Linked DNA regions of Homo sapiens: region 1 is linked to region 2. Evidence: read pairs that join two places in POLR2A ChIA-PET (ENCODE). Cell type or tissue: IMR-90. All regions are shown on one strand. Each heading gives the region's core, and the rest is flanking DNA. Links, peaks and the distances in the headings are about the cores only.

Region 1 (8,612 bases), core at 412-8,411, 90 kb before region 2:
ACTTTTTTTAATTTTGTTTTTTTGAGACAGAGTTTTGCTCTTGTTGCCCAGGCTGGCGTGCAATGGTGCCATCTCGGCTCACTGCAACCTCTGCCTCCCGGATTCAAGCGATTCTTCTGCCTCAGCCTCCCGAGTAGCTAGGATTACAGGCATGCGCCACCACGCCCAGCTTTGTATTTTTAGTAGAAACAGGGTTTCTCCATGTTGATCAGGCTGGTCTTGAACTCCCGACCACAGGTGATCCACCCGCCTCAGCCTCCCAAAGTGCTGGGACTACAGGCGTGAACCACTGCGCCCAGCCAATCATTTACTTACTTTTTTTTTTTGAGACGGAGTCTTGCTCTGTCACCCAGGCTGGAGTGCAGTGGCACGATCTCGGCTCACGGCAAGCTCTGCCTCCCAGGTTCACGCCGTTCTCCTGCCTCACCCTCCTGAGTAGCTGGGACTACAGGTGCCTGCCACCACGCCTTTTTTTTTTTTCATTTTTAGTAGAGATGGGGTTTCACTGTGTTAGCCAAGATGATCTTGATCTCCTGACCTTGTGATCCGCCTGCCTCAGCCTCCCAAACTGCTAGGATTATAGGTGTGAGCCACTGCGCCCGGCCCATTTACTTTTTTATGTAAGAAAGTTGATATTCAGACCTATCCTATCTCAGAGAGAACTTAAACAGCTAACAGATAAATGTTAATTCTGTAATATCCTACTAAAGGAGGACTTTCCTATCTTTAGAATAATGCCATACATGCATTTGTCTCAGGTACAGAAGTTTAATGCAAGAAAAAAAATGTTCATACCTACAGTAAGTTTTGCAAATTCATTTGGAAAATTCTTCTCTAACCATTGTCTACATTTAGCAACATCAGGCATATATTCACAGTACTAGGAGAAAAAAAAAGAACTGAGTCACAACAAAACATTTTCAGTCAAACAATATGTCGTAATTAAAAATCACCCCCTATACTTGTTAATACAAAGAATAAAACAAACCACTCCCATCTGACTTCTTATCCACAGGAAATCTGTATTCAACCACGATATGTCCCATAAAAAATTAGATATTAAGAAGGATTAGGTACCTCTTCACAGTACCAATTTATTTCTTCTCCCTCTATTTCTTGCTTTGAGCACATAAGTGCCTCATTTTCATGACTTGCTCATAGAGCTGGACTTAGAAAGTCTTACACATAATTTATACTGCCCTTTCTTTCCTCTGCTCATTTGTATAGATTTTGGCATTAAGGTTACTCTTATTTTATTAGCTGACTATTCATAAGTCCCATGCAAAAATCCAAACTGCACAGCCATGTGCAAAAGATGCACATGTATGATTTAAGGTCTAAATTTAGGAAAGAATATATAAGACCAAAAAATTACTCTAAATCAAAGTTCTCTATAAAAGGTTAAAGCTTTACTATCAAATAATCAAAAATGAAAAATAAAAAAAAATTCTCAAGGTAGCTTTAAAACCAAGAATAACTTCAAATACATAAGGTAAAAAAAAAAATTAAAGAACTTACCTCTGTTGGTAATGAACAGACTGAGGAAGTAAAAAGAAAAAAGATTTGAAATGTTAAACCTATATGTACACACATACACAGGGCTTATCCTTACTTTTATATTTGAGAAAATGCTTCATTTTTACATTTTCCCTATAAGTTTTCTATACCACTTTTCAAATGCTACTCTTCAGTGTTTTTGGGGTAAAAGGCACATGGTTATTTGAGATGATACTATCTTGACTTTTTCATCTAAAGAGTGTCTCCATCAGCTGATGGAACATCAAAATATGCTATTTTGTATATAATGAGGTCTTACCATAACCATTTCAGTGGGTCAAAAAATTAAGCTAAGACACGAACAATTTCCCATACATCAGAGTTTGAAGGAAACTGGTTATTTCTTTTCTTTTGAGACACGGTCTCACTCTGTTGCCCAGGCTGGGGTGCAGTGGTGCAATCATGGCTCAATGCAGCCTCCACCCCTCCAGGGGCTCAAATGATCCTCCCACCTCAGTCTCCCAACTAAATGGGACTACAGATGCACACCACCATGCCCAGCTAATTTTTTGTAGAGACAAGGTTTCACCATGTTGCCCAGGCTAGTCTCAAACTTCTGGGCTTAAGCGATCTACCTATCTTAGCTTCCCAAAGTGCTGGGATCACAGGCGTGAAGCACTGTTCCCAGCCTGGTTATTTCTTTTGATGGTTCTACCAAAACAGCCACCACTTTTTATTCATACTGACACATTTATAAACTTTAGCAGCATTTTTACTACCATCTTTTTGCAATATATTTTTCCTTTTTTTTTTTCTGAGACAGAGTCTTGCTCTTTCTGCCAGGCTGGAGTGCAGAGGCACGATCTCGGCTCACTGCAACTTCTGTCTCCTGGGCTCAAGAAATTCTCCTGCCTCAGCCTCCCAAGTAGCTGGGATTACAGGCGTGTGCCACCACGCCCGGCTAATTTTTGTATTTTTAGTAGAGACGGGGTTTCACCATGTTGGCCAGACTGGTCTCAAACTCCTGACCTCAGGTAATCCGTCCGCCTCAGCCTCCCAAAGTGCTGGGATTACAGGCATGAGCCACCGCACCTGGCCTATTTTTTTTAGAGTAAGGGTCTCACTCTCACTCTGTCACTCAGGCTGGAGTGTAGTGGTGTGTCCATGGCTCACTGCAGCCTCGAACTCCTCAGCTCAAGTAATCCTCCCGCTTCAGCCTCCCAAGTAGCTGGGACTATAAGCGTGAGCCACTATGTACAGGTAAGTTTTTTATTTTTGTAGAGACGGGATCTCGCTATGTTGCCAAGGCTTTTTCATGTTATGCTACATAAGATCATGAAAGTGTAAAGCTAGAAGGAATCTTGGTTCAATCCTGTCATTTGGTGTTAGAGCCTGTACAGGCTAATAATGGACTAGAAGAACTGGAAAAGCTTCCAATTTTAACCGTAATTCTAATACTGGGTCAACTGCTTATTTTGTTTTTATTTATTTATTTTTGAGACGGAGTCTTGCTCTTTCACCCAGGCCGGACTGCAGTAGCACTATCTCGGCTCACTGCAAGCTCCGCCTCCCGGGTTCACGCCATTCTCCTGCCTCAGTCTCCAGAGTAGCTGGGACTACAGGTGCCCGCCACCGCGCCCGGCTAATTTTTTGTATTTTTAGTAAAGACGGGGTTTCACAGTATTAGCTAGGATGGTCTCGATCTCCTGACCTTGTGATCCGCCCGCCTCAGCCTCCCAAAGTGCTGGGATTACAGGAGTGAGCCACCGCGCCCGGCCTTTTGTTTTTATGTTTAAGGTTTAGAATGGAGTAGTTCAGTGTGTCCAATATCCTGAGATTTCTCAGGGAGAGGAAGGTGGTATACCATGTAGTCACAGCAATTACTACACACTGGGCACCTAGTATGTGCCAAATGTTTTGCTATGCCTTATATACATTATTATGTTTAGTTATCACAACCTTGTAAGATAAGTACCATATCTATATTCAGATGATGAAACTGAGGCTTAGAGTACATAACCACTTGCATCTGGATAACAGGATTTGAATCTGCCTGTTTCTGACGCTCATGCTATTAACCACTAACTTAGGTTACACAAAGTAAACAAGCAACTTAGTGGCACCTGACAGCTGAAAATGATCTGCCTTCACCTCACCCTACTAACATTCTAACATGCTACCACACAATCACTATTTTACAGATGGGGCACTAAAAGAGTTAAACAGCTCATACAATGACAAAGGTGGTATGTGGCAGAAGAAAACTGGAATCCATTGGTTTTGTCCAGTCTAGTCTATTATAGTTTAGGGTTATTTCCACCAAAGATCTCTCTGGTTAGCTACAGCCCTATATTCCTCACAATTCAAGTTCAAATACTAGGCATAGTTGTTCAGCCACACTTTCAGGATATAACTATACAATTATTGGTTAAACACCATCACAGCAAATACTAAAGCTACAAATTTTGTATACTATTTCAAATAATATTTAGTTCAGAAAAAAAAAAAAATTGGGGTTTTGCTCTGTTGCCCAGGCTGGAGTGCAATGGCACCATCTCAGCTGGCTGCAACCTCTACCTCCTGGGTCCAAGTGATTCTCGTAGCTCAGCCTCCCGAGTAGCTGGGATTACAGGTGTGCACCACCACACCCAGCTAATTTTTGTATTTTTAGTAGAGACAGGGTTTTGCCATGTTGGCCAGGCTGGTCTTGAACTCCTGGCCTCAAGTGATCTGCCTGCCTTGGCCTCAGCCTCCCAAAGTGCTGTGATTACAGGTGTGAGCCACTGTGCCTGGCCCGGTTCAGCAAAATTCTAATGCAATAAAAAAATTGGGGGAGCTCCTTTAAGTTCACCATTATTTGCTTTAAAAAAGTCAATTTCTCTTTACAGATCACTTACTTATTTGGAAAGGGAAAACTGTACCTTTTCAATGCAAACATTTAGCCGTCACCTTCAAACTTAGCATCACTAATAGTGAAACATCTGACATTATGAGCTCTTGATGCAATGCAACATGATGAATGAAACATCATCCACGAAACTTTCTTGCCAAAATCTGTTTAACTTGAATCTAATTAAGCCTCTAGGCCGGGTGTGGTGGCTCACGTCTACAATCCCAGCACTTTGGGAGGCCGAGGTGGTGGATCACCTGAGGTCAGGAGTTCAAGACCAGCCTGGCCAACATGGTGAAACCCCATCTCTACTAAAAATACAAAAATTAGCCGGGTGTGGTGGCGCACACCTGTAGTCCCAGCTACTCAGAAGGCTGAGGCAGGAGAATCGCTTGATCCTGGGACGCAGAGGCTGCAGTGAGCTGAGACTGCCACTGCACTCCAGCCTGGGCAACAGGGCAAGACTCCAACTCAAAAAAAAAATAAATAAATAAAAAATTAAGCCTCTAGACTCCAGCTTCTTTTTTTTTGTTAAAGAGACAGTCTCACTTTGTCACCCAGGCTATAGTGCAGTGATGTGATCTTAACTCATGCAGCCTTGAACTCCTGGGCTTAAGTGTTCCTTCCACTACAGCCTCCGAGTAGCTGGAACTACAGGCACTTGCCACCACACCTGGCTAATTTATTTAATTTTTTGTAGAGGCAGGGTCTCACTATGTTGCCCAGGCTGGTCTCAAACTCCTGAGCTCAGATGATCTGCCTGCCTCGGCCTCCCAAAGTGTTGGAATTAAAGGTGTGAGCCACTGTGCCTGGCCAAATGAGCAAAGTTACCACCACATGGAAACATGGAATGGGACTAATCCACAGCCAGGTACCTCTTGATAAAATGCACTGAAATTAACAGCACTTCTGTGGTGGTCTTGGCACAAGATCATAAACTAAATCTAGTCTTAAGAACACATCAGAATGGCCGGGTCTGGTGGCTCACGCCTGTAATCCCAACACTTTGGGAGGCCGAGGCGGGTGGATCACAAGGTCAGGAGTTCAAGACCAGCCTGGCCAAGATGGTGAAACCTCATCTCTACTAAAAATACAAAAATCAGCCAGGCACGGTGGCAGGCGCCTGTAATCTCCGCTACTCGGGAGGCTGAACCAGGAGAATCACTTGAACCCTGGAGGCGGAGGTTGCAGTGAGCCGAGATCACGCCATTACACTCCAGTCTGGGCAACAGAGTGAGACTCCTTCTGAAAAACAAACAAACAAAAACTGCCTTTCTATAACAGAGAATGAACAGCCACAATCAGCTTCCTGAAAGTCAATATTTTCAATTACAAATTTCGCTGTCAACAGTCACCAAAATCACTAACTTTGCACACAGTGTCACTAAGCCTCAATCATCTCATACTTTAAAGTCTTCTAAATTTGGGGAGGAGGGTGGAAAAGATTAAAATAAAAATAAAGTCTCCTAAACTTGATTTCTGTGGCCAGTTTCAACCCATTTCAGGCACTTCCTCCTTCCTTCCAAACAGTTATTATCCAAAAAGATATAACCAATCACATCACTTCCCAGATTAAGAACTTTTCAAACATCTTATCGTACTTCTCCAGACTCAACTCCTACCAGCCCATGGTCCAACCACAATGAACTTCTATCCATGCCATTCTTTTCAGCAAACACCTATTCATCCTTCAAGACTCTGCTAAGTTTCCTTGAAGCTGATGTTATAATGGCTTGTCTTGGATTTTAATCCTGGCCCCACCACTTATACAATTGAGAAGCTTATCATCAATAAAACTGTAATATTTCAATTTTGAAGATTAAATATACAAACATAAAATCCACTCAATACTTTAACTTTCCCTTTTTTCAGTTCTCCCAAGTAGAACTGGTTGGTTCTTTATTCTCACTGCAGTCTGCTCACCCCTCTAGTATACAATTAGTACATTATAACTCACCTGTTAAAATGTTTGTCTTCCCAGTTAAGCTCAGTTTCCAGGAGATAATTATGTCTTATTTCTGTATATGGAGCACAATGCTTGCCACAGAGCAGATGCTTAAAACGTGTTTCCTAAATGAATTTGAGCTGCTCTCTGAAACCCCAGACTTTAGCTGAGAGCAAATTCTCTAATTTGCATCCTTCTTTTTGCAAAAGGGGAAAGGGAGGGAGGGGGAAGGAATGATAAGAAAAATGCCTATGTCACTATCGCTTCTATTTTTCTCTTTAATCAGTTGGGTATTCTATTGGAGGGTTTTCCCTCTTCTCTAAGCACTCCAGCAATACTAAATGTCTGTCAAAACTACATCCAGTTTATTTCTCCCATCTCCCTTGTCCTCAAATCTGATTAACTGCTTTATACTGTTCATCCTACCATAATTTATTTTTCAACCTCTCTTCCTCACTTATGCCACTCATTTAAATGCTCATTAATTTTGTCTAAAGTCTTATTATAGCCTGGCCAATAAGCCTGCCTCCCTCAATTGTTATCTTGCTGCCAGATTCATCTTCATGTAACTTCACTGCTCCAAAACTTTCAATGACTTACAATTATCTACAAATCAGGTGCCCCAGAACTTGGCCCCAAACCACGTTGCCATAATTTCCGGCTGCCCCTCTTCATGAATTCCACAATACAACCAAACTGTAACACTCGAAACTCCCTCCACACTACCCACTATTAAATACTTTCCTACCTCCACTCCTTTGCCTGGCAAGTCCAACCTTCAGCCCTTCTGTGCCTGCCTGAATGCAACCTTTCCTTCAAATCCCCATTTGGCTGTGGTTGCCTCTATGAAGTCTTCCCCTAATTTCCTACAAATCTCTCCCCTCCTGTACTGACACTGCAGCTATTAGTCCTTAATCTTTATTTCTTGTCTCTTTCTTCTTTTTTTTCTGGGATGGAGTTTTGCTCTCAAAGGCTGAGTGCAGTGGCACGATCTTGGCTCACTGCAATCTCCGCCTCCCAGGTTTAAGCGATTCTCCTGCCTCAGCCTCCCGAGTAGCTGGGATTACAGGCGCCTGCCACTATGCCCAGCTAATTTTTGTATTTTTAGTAGAGACAGGGTTTCACCATGTTGGCCAGGCTGGTCTTGAACTCCTGACCTCAGCTGATCCACCCACCTTGGCCTCCCAAAGTGCTTGGATTACAGGTGTGAGCCACCGCGCCTGGCCTATTTCTTGTCTCTTTCTTTCAGCATTCATCATCTTCCCTGTTAAGTTATATGTAGACAGACAGGGCCTCTGCCAATTTATATGCCTCCACAGAACTTAGCCGAGGACCTTATACATCAGAGATACTAGGTAAAAATTGTTTATAGTCTTTGTAAATTGTTGATTATGATGTGGACTCTATTAACAATGTCATCATACCTTCTTACCAAGCTGGCTAACAAAATCCACTACTTTTACAAAATGGTAATGTTAGAAATTAAAAGGTACAGTCTAATCCCATCTCCACTACTAGTTTCTTCAATTAAGCATAAGAATGTTTTTACATTAAGTGGAAGCCTGTACTGTTCTGGAGAGTGTTGACAAGGTAGAAAGGCACCTTTCAGTAGTTTCCACTTTAGTCCTAGTTCACTGACCCTCTGAGGTCACAGGGAATAGATCTTATCCTTTACTCACATAGGTTTCCAAATTTAAAGAGTTGTTTCACAGGTAATCATTATATAAAAATATAATAGGAATCTATATTCTGAGCATCTTGTTAAAATAAATGTATCAGTTTTTCTCACATCCTTAGTTTTGTTTTTTATTTTTGAGATGGGGTCTCGCACTGTTGCCCGGGTGGGAGTGCAATGGCGTGATCTCGGCTCACTGCAACCTCTGCCTCCCGGGTTCAAGTGATTCTCCTGCCTCAGCCTCCCAAGTAGCTGGGATTACAGGTGCCTGCCACCAGGCCTGGCTAAGTTTTTGTATTTTTAGTAGAGACGGGGTTTCACTATGTTGGCCAGGCTGGTCTTGAACTCCTGACCTCATGATCTGCCTGCCTCAGCCTCCCAAAGTGCTGGGATTACAAGTGTGAGCCACTGCGCCCGGCCCCTTAGTTTTAATTCATAATTACAGAAAAATAAAACAAGATTTCTAGAGACTGACATTTTCACTAAGCTTCCAAACTTCTCACCAACTAAGCAATTCTCTATGTGGTGAAATCTACCCAGTTCACCTCGTTCCAGGTACACCCCAAGAATCTTTCTGGCTTTTCTCTCTTTCTCCCTTAGAAAAG
Region 2 (8,612 bases), core at 259-8,258:
GAAAAAGAAAGAGAGCGAAAACCATGTTCAAAACATAGGCAGGGCTGGGCGCGGTGGCTCACACCCGTAATCCCAGCACTTTGGGAGGCTGAGGCAGGCAAATCACTTGAGGTCAGGAGTTTGAGACCAGCCTGGCCAACATGGCGAAACCTGTCTCTACCAAAAATACAAAAATTAGTTGGGTGTGGTGGTGCACACGTGTAATCCCAGCTACTTGGGAGGCTGAGGCAGGAGAATTTCTTGAACCTGGGAGGCAGAGATTGCAATGAGCCAAGATCATGCCACTGCACTCCAGCCTGGGTGACAGAGTGAGACTCCATCTCAAAAAAAAAAAAAAAAAAAAAAAAGAACATAGGCAGATGACATTTTAACTCAAAATGGAACAGGATAGACTGGGGATTTGTGTAATAGAGAAGGACCCTTAGAAAAGAGGATTATTGAAACCAAACGGATATCCCATAAGGGAAATTATAAGAAATGCTAGATTATCTCAGCCAAACCTCAGAAAGTGGGGTGGGGAATAGATGTGTTTCATGAGTCTCTCAGGGAACAGGGGGCAGGGGAAATGGAAGAGAGGGGAAGCGAAAGCGCTCTAAAGGTGTCATCTCACTGGGGTGAGGGAGAAGGGGAGTGCGACAGGAGAAATGTATATTTGATCTCTGCCCTTGGTTTCTAACACAGAGCCTCTAAAACCCTTGCAATTTCCTGAGGATAGGTGAACATCCTTTGCGATTATTTTTATTCTTAGTCTCTGGTTCCTGACACAAGAGCTTTTAAGACCCTTGAAATCCCCAGAGTGTGGTGATTGTCTTTTAATATGCTGATGAGATGACTGGTAGCTGGAGTCCCCAGACAGCTTTAGCACAGGGGCTGCTCCCTGCAAAGACCAAGGCATGGCCACAGGATTGGAGCTATCAGCTCCACCCCTTGACCTCTGGGAGGGGAGAGGGGCTGGAGATTGACTTAATCATCAATGGCCAATGGTTTTGTTTTATTTTGAGGCAAGGTGTTGCTCTGTCACCCAGGCTGGAGTGCAGTGGCATGATCACGGGTCACTGCAGCCTCAACTTCTCCAGGTTGAAGCGATCCTCCCACCTCAGCCTCCCATGTAGCTAGGACTATAGCTGCACACCACCAGCTAATTTTTGTATTTTTTGTAGAGACACAGTTTCACCATGTTGCCCAGGCTGGTCTTGAACTCCTGGGCTCAAGCGATCCATCTGTCTCAACCTCCCAAAGTGCTGGGATTACAGGCGTGAGCCACTGGGCCCAGTGGCCAGTGATTTAATCAGTCACACCTCCATAATGAAGTCTCCACAAAGTCCCTAGAGGACAGAGTTCAGAGAGCTTCTGAGTTGGTGAACTCAATGAAGTGCTAGAGGGACACATCGGAGGGCGCATGGAAGCTCTGCACACTCCCGCCCCATACTATATCCTCCATGCATCTCTTTCCACGTAGCTGTTTCTTAGTTGCATTCTTTATGACAAACCAATAAATATAAGTAAAGTGTTTTCCCGAGTTTTGTGAGCTATTCTAGCAAATTACTGAACCTGAGGATTGGACTGTGGGAACTTTTGATTTATATCCGGTCAGTTGGAAGTACAGGTGTATTGGGTAAACAAAGTCTGGTACATATACACCATGGAATACTACACAGCCATAAAAAACACAATCGGCCAGACATGGTGGCTCACGCTTGTAATCTTAGCACTTCGGAAAGCTGAGGTGGAAGGATTACTTGAGCCCAGGAGTTCTAGACCAGCTTGGGCAAAAATAGTGAGACCCCCCGTCTCTACAAAAAAAAAAATGAAAAACAAAAAATTAGTCAAGCATGGTGGTGCACGCAGTAGTCCCAGCTACTCGGAAAGCTGAGGTGGGAGGATTGCTTCAGCCCAGGGAGGTCGAGGCTGAAGTGAGCTGTGATTGAGCTATTGCACTCCTGCCTGGGTAACAAGAGACCCCATCTCAAAAAAAAAAAAAAAAAAAAAGACTGAATAAAACATGTCCTTTGCAGCAATGTGGATGGAGCTGGAGGCCATTATCCTAAGTGAACTAACACAGGAACAGAAAAACAAACACCACCTGCTCTCACTTATAAGTGGGAGCTAAACCTTGAGTTCGCGTGGACACAAAGAAAAACACAGACACCAGGGCCTATTGGAGGGTGGAGCGGAGGCAGAGGGAGAAGATTGGAAAACTACCTATGAGATACTGTGCTCATTACCCCTGTGACAAAACAATCTGTACACCAAACATCAGCAACACGCGATTCACCCATGGAACAAACCTGCACATGTACCCTCTGAATCTAAAATAAAAGTTGGAAAGGAAAAAAAAAAGTACCTGTGGGAAGCTGGGACTTGTGATTGGGGTCTGGAGTGGATGGAAGCCGTCTTGTGAACTGGGCCCTTTAGCTTGTGGGATCTGATGCTAACTCCAGGCTGAACAGTGTCAGATTTGAACTGTAGGACACCCAGTCAGTGTCCAAAGAGAACTGGAGTGCTGCTTGGTGTGGAAACCCCAGTGGGTGTCAGGAGTGTTGTGAGTGTAGAGAAAAATAGTTTATTTTTTTTCTTTTAGGGATGAAATAGATCAAGGAGGGTTGGGCGCGGTGGCTCACGCCTGTAATCCCAGCACTTTGGGAGGCCGAGGCAGGTGGATTGTTTGAGGGCAGGAATTTGAAACCAGCCTGGACAACATGGCGAAACCCTGTCTCTACAAAAAAAAAAAAAAAAAAATACAAAAATTAGCCAGGCGTGGTGGTGCGCACCTGTGGTCTCAGCTACTTGGGAGGCTGAGGCAGGAAAGTTGCTTGAGTGTGGGAGGTTGAGGCTGCAGTGAGCTGAGATCGTGCCACTGCACTCTGGCCTCGACAACAGAGAGAAACCCTGCTAAGGAAAGGAGGGGAGGGGAGGGGAGATCAAGGAGCTGAGAGGACAGGGTACTTCAGTGAGGAAAATAGTAGGTCCTATGTTTCTCATTTTAAGAGTGAGGAAATTAGTCATGAAGGAAACAAGGAGACCTTCTTTTTTTTTTTCTTTTTTTTTTTTTTTTGAGACGGAGTCTCGCTCTGTCGCCCAGGCTGGAGTGCAGTGGCGGGATCTCGGCTCACTGCAAGCTCCGCCTCCCGGGTTCACGCCATTCTCCTGCCTCAGCCTCCCAAGTAGCTGGGACTACAGGCGCCCGCCACTACGCCCGGCTAATTTTTTGTATTTTTAGTAGAGACGGGGTTTCACCGTTTTAGCCGGGATGGTCTCGATCTCCTGACCTCGTGATCCGCCCGCCTCGGCCTCCCAAAGTGCTGGGATTACAGGCGTGAGCCACCGCGCCCGGCCCAAGGAGACCTTCTTACCAAGCCTGGGAACTCAGAAGCTAGGGGAAAAAAAGACGGATATATTTGACCGTATAAACACTGAAACATTTTGTGTGACAAGGGATACCAGAAATAAAACCAATTCAAATGATGGAGCTGAAAAAATATTTGTAATACAAATAATAGTCACCAACTTCTATTGATGAACTTAGTGTGTGCCAGGCTGAATTCTACGTACCTGACACACATTAACTCATCATCTCTAACAGCACTATGAAGGAGGAATTACCGTGATGATGATGATGATGATCACTATTTTATAGTTGAGTACAGAGGTTAAATAATGAAGGTAAATAATTTGCTGAGGTCATGTGGCCAGTCAGGGCTCAGTCAAGATGTAACCTTTGGCAGCCTGCCCCAGCACCAAACCTCTTAATCACTTTGTAGATGAAAGCCAAAAGTCAAATGGACACTATATAAAGAGCTTTTACAAATTGTTCTGAAAAAGAGAATCAACCAATACAGAAATGGACTTAGACTATAAATAGACCATTTGCGGAGGAGCAAAACCAAATGGGTAACCAACAGTATGAAGAGACCCTCAAACTTACAGGGGTCAGACACTTGCGAATGAAAGCAGCAATGAGACATCTCTCTACATTCCTCAGAATAAACTGATTCATCAAGCTAAAACGAGAAAAAAAATCTCAAATGCTGGCAGGAATATGGAGAAAAGGGCATGCTCAGATATGAAGTTTTGTAGTCATTTGGGAAAGCAATTTGGCAACATCTGTTAAAATGGAAACTAAACATACCCTTTGATCTTCTAATCCCACTCTTGAGAATCTATCCAAAGAAATAAAAACACCAACACTTAAGGACAAGAATGTGTATTGGAGCACTGTTTTTGTGTGTGTGCATGTGGCAGAAAACTGACCACAAAGTGAACGCCCATCAAAAAGAAAAGGCATAACGAATAATGCTACTTCCACCCTATGGAATATCATATAGCTATATAAAAGGAATCAATGCCGGCCGGGCGTGGTGGCTCCCGCCTGTAATCCCAGCACTTTGGGAGGCCAAGACAGGTGGATCATGAGGTCAAGAGATCGAGACCATCCTGGCCAACATGGTGAAACCCCGTCTCTACTAAAAATACAAAAAAATTAGCTGGGCGTGGTGGTGCATGCCTGTAGTCTCAGCTACTCAGGAGGCTGAGGCAGGAGAATTGCTTGAACCCAGGAGGCGGAGGTTGCAGTGAGCTGAGATCACGCCACTGCACTCTAGCCTGGCAACTGAGCAAGAGACTGTCTCAAAAAAAAAAAAAAAAAAAAAAAAAAGAAATCAATGCCTCTGACTGGCAAAGTTTCCGCAAATTATTGTGAAGTGTGAAAAGCATGATACAAAAAATGTGTACATTGTCTCCCATTTTTATGAAACAAAAAATATCTATATGTAGAGGACTTTATGCAGACACAGGAAAGCATAGAGAACGCCTATGGGTTAATATCTGTTACTTGTAGGGAGGGGTTGGGAGACTTATGTGGGTTGAGCTGGAAAACCAGGAGTCAGATGAGAAAAAGCTTTACCAGGGGTGGCAAACCACAGCCCACAGGCCAAACTAGCCTGCCACCTTTTATAAATAAAGTTTTAAAAAAATAAATAAAGTCTTTTATAAATAAAGTTTTATTGGAACATAGCTATTCACAGGGCCAGGACTAGGGAGAGGCTGAACCACTCGCTCACTCTCAGCATCACCCCTGCACTTTCAGGACCTGAGATGAGTGTCTCCTTAGAGTGTGCACCCCAGGGGCCTCTGTCCTCTCACCCTAGAGTATTTGCATTCATTTACGTATGATCTGTGGCTTCTTTGTCACTACAAGGCAGAGTTGAGTAGTTGGGACAGAGACTGCATGACTTGCAAGCCTGAAATATTTACAGCACAGGTAAAGTTTGCAGGACTAAGTTTGCCTGGAGTAGTCTAAAATAAAATTGGGTATATGGGCCAGGTGCAGTGGCTCGAGCCTGTAATCCTAGTACTTTAGGAGTTCGAGGTGGGCAAATAGCTTGAATCCAGGAGTTCAAGATCAGCCTGGGAAACATGGTGAAACCCATCTTTACAAAAAAAAAAAAAAAAAAAAAAAGATTACCCCAGGTGTGGTGGTGTGTGCTTGTGGTACCAGCTACTCAGGAGGCTGAGGTGGGAGGATCGCTTGAGCCTGGGAGGTGGGCAGTGAGCTGAGATTGAGCCACTGCACTCTAGCCTGGGTAACAAAGTGAGACCTTATCTCACAAAAAAAAAAAAAAAAAGGCCAGGAGCAGTGGCTCACGCCTGTAATCCCAGCACTTTAGGAGGCTGAGGCGGGCAGATCACAAGGTCAGGAGTTTGAGACCAGCATGGCCAACATAGTGAAACACTGTCTCTACTAAAAATACAAAAATTAGCCGGGCATGGTGGCGCGTGCCTGTGGTCTCAGCTACTCGGGAGGCTGAGGCAGGAGAATCACTTGAACTGGGAGGTGGAGGTTGCAGTGAGCAGAGATCGTGCCACTGCCCTCCAGCCTGGGCAACAGAGTGAGACTTCGTCTCAAAAAAAAAAAATAGATATATGAACACATTAACATACCCAATAAAAGATTCTGTATTTGTCTGTCTATATATAAATTTTAACAAAATAAGATGAATCAGAGTCTTTAATCTGGTAGCCTACTGGCCCGAAGGGTTGGCTATTGTGTTTTTGGTGAGCCAGCAGTGATTTTATAAATTCCTATAGTCTTCTGAGTCTGTGTCCCCTGCACGTGTTTCCATTAGACACAAGGTTTGCCCTCCCAAGGACCACAGTATATAAACAAATACACAGTCTATCTGTGGAATTTTTTTTTTTTTTTGAGTCGAGTCTCACTCTGTCTCCCAAGCTGGAGCACAGTGGCATGATCTTGGCTCACTGCAACCTCTGCCTCCCATGTTCAAGTGATTCTCCTGCCTCAGTCCCCCTAGTAGCTGGGATTACAGGTGAACACCAACACGTCCGGCTAATTTTTGTTATTTTTAGTAGAGACGGGGTTTCACCATGTTGGCCAGGCTGGTCTCAAACTCCTGACCTTAGGTGATCTGCCTGCCTTGACCTCCCAAAGTACTCGGATTACATGTGTGAGCCACCGAACCTGGCCTGTGGAATTAAAATTTGGGTGCGGTGGCTCGTGGCTACAATCTCAGAACTTTGGGAGGCCGAGGTGGGCAGATCACTCGAGGTCAGGCATTCCAGACCAGCTGGCCAACATTACAAAACCCCGTCTCTATTACAAATACAAAAATTAGCCCGGCGTGGTGGCACATGCCTATAATCCCAGCTACTTTGGGAGGCTGAGGCATGAGAATCCCTTGAACCTGGGAGGTTGCAGTAAGCCAAGATCATGCCACTGCACTCCAGCCTAGGCGACAGAGTGAGACTCTGTCACAAAAAAAAAAAAAAAAAAAAAAAAAAAAAAAAAAATTCCATGGGGCCAAGTATAGTGGGGAGGCTAAGGTGGGAGGACTGCTTGAACCTAGGAGTTTGAAACCAACCTGGGCAACATAGCAAGACCCCATCTCTACAAAAATAAAAATAAAAAATAACTTGGAGGGCTGAGGTGGGAGGATTGCTTGAGCTTGGGAATTTGAGGCTGCAGTGAGTTTTGATCATACCACTACACTCCAGCCTGAGCAACAGAGTGAGACCCTGTCTCAAATAAATAAATAAATAAAAATTAAAAATCAGCTGGGTGTGGTCATACATACCTGTTTTCCCATACTCAGGAGGCCGACATAGGAGGATGGCTTGAGCCAGGAGTTTGAGGCTACAGTGAGCCATGATTACACCATTGCACTCCAAACTGGGCAACAGAGAGAGACCCTGTCTCGAAATAAAACCAAATAAATAAAATAAAATAAAATAAAATCAAGCTGCATGGGAGGAAGGGTGTTGGCGAGGATATCGGGAAACTGGAACCTCGTGCATTGCTGGCAGGAATATACAATGATGCAGCCACTGTGGAAAATAGTTTGGCAGCTTCTCAGTAAGCTAAACACAGAATCGCCATGTTACCCGGCAATTCTACTCCTAGGAAAATATTCAAAAGATTGAAAACAAGTGTTCAAACAAAAATTTGAATACATATATTCACAGAAGTACTATTCTCAATAGCCAGAAAGTAACCCAACCCCAAATGTCCATCAACCGATGAATGGATAAACAAAAGGCAGTCTATCCACACAAAGGAATACTATTCAGACATGAAAAGGAATGCAGTACTGAAGACAAGGAATGCTGCATCATGGATGAATCTTGAAACATTATGCTGACTGAAAGACACGAGCCAGGTGCAGTGGCTCATGCCTGCAATCCCAACACTTTGGGAGGCTGAGGCAGGTGGATCGCTTGAGCCCAGTAGTTTGAGACCAGTCTGGGCTACATAGCGAGACCCCATCTCTATAAAAAAAAAAAACGAAACTTAGCCGGGCGTGGCGACGCATGCCTGTAGTCCCAGCTTCTCAGGAGGCTAAGGTGGGAGGATCACTTGAGCCTGGGGAGGTCGAGGCTTCGCTGAGCTATGCTGACGCCACTGCACTGAAAAAAAGAGAGAGAGACAGAGAGAGAGAGACAAAGAAAGAAAAGAAAAGAAAAGAAAAGAGAAAAGAAAAAGAGAAAAGAGAAGAAAAGAGGAAAGAAGGAAGGGAGTGAGGGAATGAGGGAAGGAAGGAAGGAAGGAACGAAAGGCCACATTTTATATGACTCTATTTACATGAAATGTCCAGAATAGGCAAAATCTGTAGACAGTAACCTTAGTGGTTACTAGGGACTGGCGGGGAGGGGAGAATGGGAAGTGACAGCTTAATGGTTTCTGTTTAGAGTGAAGACAACGCTCTAGAACGGGAAAGTGGAGTGAGAATTGCACCAAATTATAAATGTACTTAACACCACTTTAAAATGGTGACTTTTATGTTATATATATATATATGTCTTTTCACAATAAAAAAATTCATGGTGGGAAATCTAAGGAAAAAAATCTAAAAAGGCAAAGTGGGGAGGGGCAATAATGAGAAAGAAAGGTCGAGAAACACTGAGCTAAAGACCAGTCTGTAATCTCTCTCTTTTTTTTTTTTGAGACAAGGTCTCGTTCTGTCACCCCAGCTGCAGTGTGGTGGCGTGATCACAGCTCACTGCAGCCTCGATGGCCTGAGCTCAAGTGATCCTCCCACCTCAGCCTCCTGAGAAGCTGGGACCACAGGCATGTACCACCATGCCCAGCTAATTTTTAA

The links. ChIA-PET counts read pairs that join two places held together with the same protein. Peaks named below come from ENCODE experiments on the same cell type or tissue, not always from the same donor. Only the 100,000 strongest peaks of a DNase experiment are listed, where the experiment ranks them.
Region 1: POLR2A ChIA-PET joins it to region 2 with 6 read pairs; 9 of 35 experiments call an interaction of 5 or more read pairs at or near these places.

What each region holds. Positions count from the first base shown.
Region 1 is chr12:122,755,113-122,763,724 of GRCh38, reverse strand. DENR (density regulated re-initiation and release factor) reads right to left here. Exons shown (of 8, transcript NM_003677.5): 3 at 1,519-1,538; 4 at 796-880. Among named protein-coding and RNA genes, the nearest start is that of DENR, 6.6 kb to the right of the region's middle. In IMR-90, for the core only: no CTCF peak of the experiment used is centred there; no DNase peak of the experiment used is centred there.
Region 2 is chr12:122,664,955-122,673,566 of GRCh38, reverse strand. No RefSeq gene overlaps it. Among named protein-coding and RNA genes, the nearest start is that of MIR9902-1, 27 kb to the left of the region's middle. In IMR-90, for the core only: no CTCF peak of the experiment used is centred there; a DNase peak (open chromatin) is centred at 3,986.